Regions from separate parts of the Homo sapiens genome. Here region 1 is linked to region 2. Evidence: chromatin loops called from intact Hi-C (ENCODE). Cell type or tissue: Caco-2. All regions are shown on one strand.

Region 1 (2,500 bases), 290 kb before region 2:
AGACCACGATCCTAGGAGTGGAAGCAGGGGGTGGTGGGGGGCTTGTTGGGACTTATTCTGAGAAGTGTTGGAAAGAGGCAGCCAGGATGCACTGGGGAAAAACTGCACTGTGAAGACACAGATGACAAGGCTGACCAGCTGCTGCTCTCATGAAGCCTGTGTATGATGGCAATCATTCCCCTTCAGGCAGCAGGAACAGAGCAAATGTCAATGGCCGTATTTTATAGCAAGCATGACAGTGCAATGCCCCTTTAGGAACTATTGCTGGCAGAGGGGAAACGGCCATACGTATGCTTCAGTCTTTGCTGGGCACTCTGACGACAGCCCTGAGAGCCAGTGACACAGGTACATCATGGGCTCAAGAATTCAGGAGGGTCTCAGTCCTGGTTTGGGAATGGAGCCTGCTGTCACGGTCTGACTAATAGCTGAGGAATCCCTAGTTATGGCGGCAGAATGTATCATAACGATGTTTACTTTAGGGCTTGGCAGTGACCTCGTTTATTATCTCAGGCTTTAGAAGAAATGAAGAATGGGCAACTCTTTGCATTTGGGTAGGGAGCTGGCTTTGAGGTGGAGGGGCCACCCATCCCTGTGTATCTCTCCTCATTGAAGGTTCTTGGGGCCGGCTGACAAAATGGAGATCAACACTTCACTGGTGTGTCTTGAATACTTCTGTAAACTGCTTTGATCTTGAAAATGTGCAGATTATTGGTGAATTTTTTCAAGTTGTGCTTTCTCCATTGCTGGCAAAGAAAACAGAGTGGTAGCTTTTCCAGGACCGATTTCTTTTATGTCCTGTTAGGCTAAAGAATGAACTGAAATGAAGGATAAATTATTCTTTCAAGTGTAAGAAAACATGTAAGAAGCAGAGTACACGAGTGGAAAGTGAGTTAGGCCAAAAAAAAAAAGAAAAAGAAAAACAAACCCTTCACACATCACCTAAAACATCCCTGCAAATGTAGAGAGATGGAGAAATCATACTTTCCAGAACCACTTTGATAAAGCCCTTGTGGTGTGAGGCCAGCCATCCTCAGCATCCAGTTAAGGGCAAGGCTTTCTATCAGCCTTCCAGGCTGCAGCTAACCAGCTCAGGGCTATAAAGGCCAGGCCACCAGTGGCCACCAGGGGGCTTCCATCCCTCCTCTTCAGCCCTGTTAGAGTTCAGCCACCCCTTTAAGTCAAACTTTGAGCAAATATTTAATGAGTGTGGATTATTGGTGATTTTCCAAGTTGTGCTTTCTCCATTACCGGCAAAGAAAACAGAGTGGTAACTGTCTAGGACTCGGTTTCCAGGACCCAATTTGAAGAGGCACCAGATCATTAGTGCACCTAAAAGGCCCAAGTATCTAAGTCCTCCTACGACCAGAGGGAACGGGTGTCGAACAGGACACCAGAAGGCGAACATCTCCTGCAGTGATTCTGTGTCTCCCTGCATAGAATGAGGGGATATAAGGCCCAGGCCAAGGCTGGTGTTCTGTTGGTGAGAGGGAGAACCTGGAAATTAAGCCAAAGGACATGGATGGCAGAGTTCAGAAGCTGAGGTCTGGGGTAGGGGTGGCCTAGGGACCCTTGCCAAGTTATTATCCTAATTAAGGAGATGGATTCTTCTCAACACTAAAGTTAAGAACCCTCATTGAAACCTATTGCTAATCTCTCTGCTCCAAGTACTTCTAAAATGGGTTTCAAAGGTCATTGGACGTTAACCTTGGAATCCTGAAAAGGGTTCAGGGTACTGTGGAAAGGACTGGGGCCAGGAGTTTCAAGGTCTGGGTCTGGGTCCCAGCATTGCCTCTTCCTGTTTTGTGAGCTTTGGTAAGTTATTGCACCTCTGCACTTATGGTAGACTGGTTGGCAAAAATGTCCACAAATTCTTCTTTTCTCTAAAGATCCACGCCTCAGGTAGTTGCTTCCACACTCTTTGAGCTTCTTTTTTCTTTTTTTTTTTTTTGAGACAGAGTTTCACTCTTCCCTCTTGTTGCCCAGGCTGAAGGGCAATGGCGCGATCTCGGCTCACTGCAACCTCTGCCTTCTGGGTTCAGGCGATTCTCCTGCCTCAGCCTCCAGAGTAGCTGGGATTACAGGTGCCCACCACCACCACACCTGGCTAATTTTTTATATTTTTAGTAGAGACGGGGTTTTACTATGTTGGCCAGGCTGGTCTTGAATTCCTGACCTCAGGTGATCCACCCAACTCAGCCTCTCAAAGTGCTGGGATTACGGGCATGAGCCACTGTGCCTGGCCTTCTTTGAGCTTCTTACTGCGGCCAAAGGGACAACAGTTAACAGAGACTTGAAAAGCACTTGTGCCTTAGGATTGCCTATTTTTTTTTGCTCTTTGGAATGCTGAGAACACTCGGTGAAGAAGGCCAAGCTAGCCTGTTGAATGGTGAGAGACGTGTGCAGCAGAGATAATTTATACCAGATTCACCAGCCTGCCAATGGCCAGTCACTCAGATGGAGACTGTCCTAGACCATCCAGCCCTGGCTGAGCCTCCCCAGG
Region 2 (2,500 bases):
TTAGAAAGTTTTCAGGCCCATTTACCAGATACCACTTTGTATCAAATGCAGAAGTAGTAAAGGGAATTTTTTCAAAAGGAAAGAATGAAAGAAAAAAACAGGACTCTAGAATCAGACAGACTTGTGTTTCTGTCTCACTCATTCATTCTAAGACCCTGAACGAGTTTCTGAATACTTTCTGAGCTCAAATTTTCCTCATTTATCAAGTGAAGGTGATAGCAACTTCACTGTCTTGTGACAATTAGATGAAAAAAAGTAAGTACTCAAAATAGGTTAGAGTTTTCCTCTTTTCTCTAGTACTGCACACTGATCCACAAGTCCAACTTTGTTCTTTCTAATAACTGTTATCAGTGTAAAATGTAAAAGATGTTGAGGAGGACATTCATCATCGCTCCATCTTGATGACAATGAACCAAACCTAAGGACAAAGTGAGTTAAATGCCAACCTTCTAAAAAGGGCTGCAAACCACTGGGTCCAGTCCCTGCCCTGGGCTGGCCACGAGGAGACACATCCTCTGTACTATCCCTAAAGGTCTCTGCAGTCCCCTTCCCAGCATGTGAAAGAATAGAGAGAAGTGGGGGGTTCACAGGAAGAGTGAGTTTCAACCTGATGAAGCAAGAGTTCATGGCAAAGATGCCTTCTCATCTCTAAAGCCACGTGATGGGAATCCCTCATAAGGCTGGGGGTGCCTGGGAAAAGGAAAGGTAGGATCTCATTCCCAAATGGACATCTCCGAAGGCATGCAGGATTACTCACCTGCCCCAGAGCATAACTGAGGAAGGGGAGAAAGGATGGGACAGGAGAGAGAGCAAGGACCAATGGTGGAGATCCGTGTACACCCACACTTGGAATGCAGTTCCCTGGGTGGTGTCACAGAAAGGAGCCAGTTTGGGTTATCCTGTGAAATCTTCACTGAAGATGGCTGAGAACAGGCATGAAGAGCTCCCAGGGCAAGCAGCTGCTGTGGTCTCTGTACCTAATCCTGAGGGGTCGTGAGCTTCTCAGACTTTTTCTTGGTCATAAAAGTGAAAAAATGTAGTTGTTTCAAGGGCCAGGAAAATTCAAAATGACTAAGCTTAGGCTGACATCTTGTGGCTCAGCCTGAAATAGGTGCTTCACTAAGAAATTATTTGTCAAGACTGGCAAAGAGAGGTGGCCTGCGAACAGAGAAAAAGACATCAAAACCCACTTATTATTTTGGACAATATGATGCTATCCTTTAATGTATTTTAAAGGATATCTGTGAGAAACAGAATATTTAACTACAGATTTAAATTTATTTTTGGCTAATACACATGGCCTAGACAATTACTGAAAAAACGACTTATTCTGCTTCCAATCCATTTCCAGCATGAGAGGTCCCCTTTCCTTTGCTGTCCAGTGGTCTACAAGCTGACCCCTCTGTGATGTCAGCAGGTATTCTGAGAACCCTGAGGAGTGCTGGAATGTTCCATGTGCCCATCTGTGCCCTCAACACATCATGCTCCAGACTGAGGCGCCATCTATCTCCTTCTTCAGGTCTGTGACCCCTCCTTTTTTTTTTTTTTTTTTTTTTTGAGATAGATTCCCATCACCCAGGCTGGAGTGTAGTGGTATGATCTTGGCTCACTCTGCCTCCCAGGTTCAAGAAATTCTCCTGCCTCAGCCTCCTGAGTAGCTGGGGTTACAGGCATGCACCACCTCACCAGCTAATTTTTGTATTTTTAGTAGAGACAGGGTTTCACCATGTTGGCCAGGCTGGTCTCGAACTCCTGGCCTCAAGTGATCTGCCCACTTTGGCCTCCCAAAATGCTGGGATTACAGGTGTGAGCCACTGCTCCTGGGCCTTCTGACCCCTTCTTCACACCATAATTATTTGCCAGGTCTGACCCACAGACCCTGGCTGAATGACAGATGAACAAATGCACTCAGACACAGGTATCTAGTGAAAGAGTGGGCTAGGAGACCAGGGCCACCCACAGACCCCAAAGAGGGTACTGTAAAGAGTCAGCAGCTGTGGCCCTGACCAGCTGGCACTGCGGGCATTTATTCAGTGTAGATTTAATGACAAAGGCCTTGAGTCAATACACTTGTGGGTAATTGCGTGGATGATTAAAGGCCCGGTTTCTGGAGATATGAGTAAACAACCTATTCTGATAAACTCCCCTGCATTCCTTTGTACCTACTTCTCGCCCTTTGCCCCAGGGTAAGAACTGCTCATTCTTCCCCGAAGCTTTGCAAAACCCCCATGGCCTTCCAAGAAGGTTTGCGTTTTTCCTACAGTTTCTCCCACCACCCTGACCAATCTCCTACAATTATTCTCTCTGGTCTGTTTTGCCAAAGAATGTGGATAAGAAGATTCCTTTAAGCTCAGTTCCAAAATGGCTATGAATTAGACACTGCTGGTACTTGAAAATAACGTAAGGAATGTAAGTACAATGTGCAAAACAGAAGCTCACAGATACAATCCCAGCTTCTCCTTGTTAAAAGAATTCCTCAGCTGCCATTTATCTCTGATTT

What was found. Hi-C counts contacts between places; a loop is a spot of excess contacts. Peaks named below come from ENCODE experiments on the same cell type or tissue, not always from the same donor. Only the 100,000 strongest peaks of a DNase experiment are listed, where the experiment ranks them.
Region 1: a loop joins it to region 2, with 7 times the contacts of the local background. A loop is called at or near these places in 8 of 110 quality-filtered maps.

The regions. Positions count from the first base shown.
Region 1 is chr20:13,260,874-13,263,373 of GRCh38, reverse strand. The region is part of intron 1 of ISM1 (isthmin 1); the gene reads right to left. It also overlaps a transcript of TASP1 not described here. Among named protein-coding and RNA genes, the nearest start is that of ISM1-AS1, 22 kb to the right of the region's middle. RefSeq lists a silencer at 958-1,252. In Caco-2, a CTCF peak has its summit at 1,137 (motif pointing right); DNase peaks (open chromatin) are centred at 463 and 1,103.
Region 2 is chr20:12,969,055-12,971,554 of GRCh38, reverse strand. No RefSeq gene overlaps it. Among named protein-coding and RNA genes, the nearest start is that of LINC01722, 18 kb to the right of the region's middle. In Caco-2, a CTCF peak has its summit at 1,080 (motif pointing left); DNase peaks (open chromatin) are centred at 1,071 and 2,171.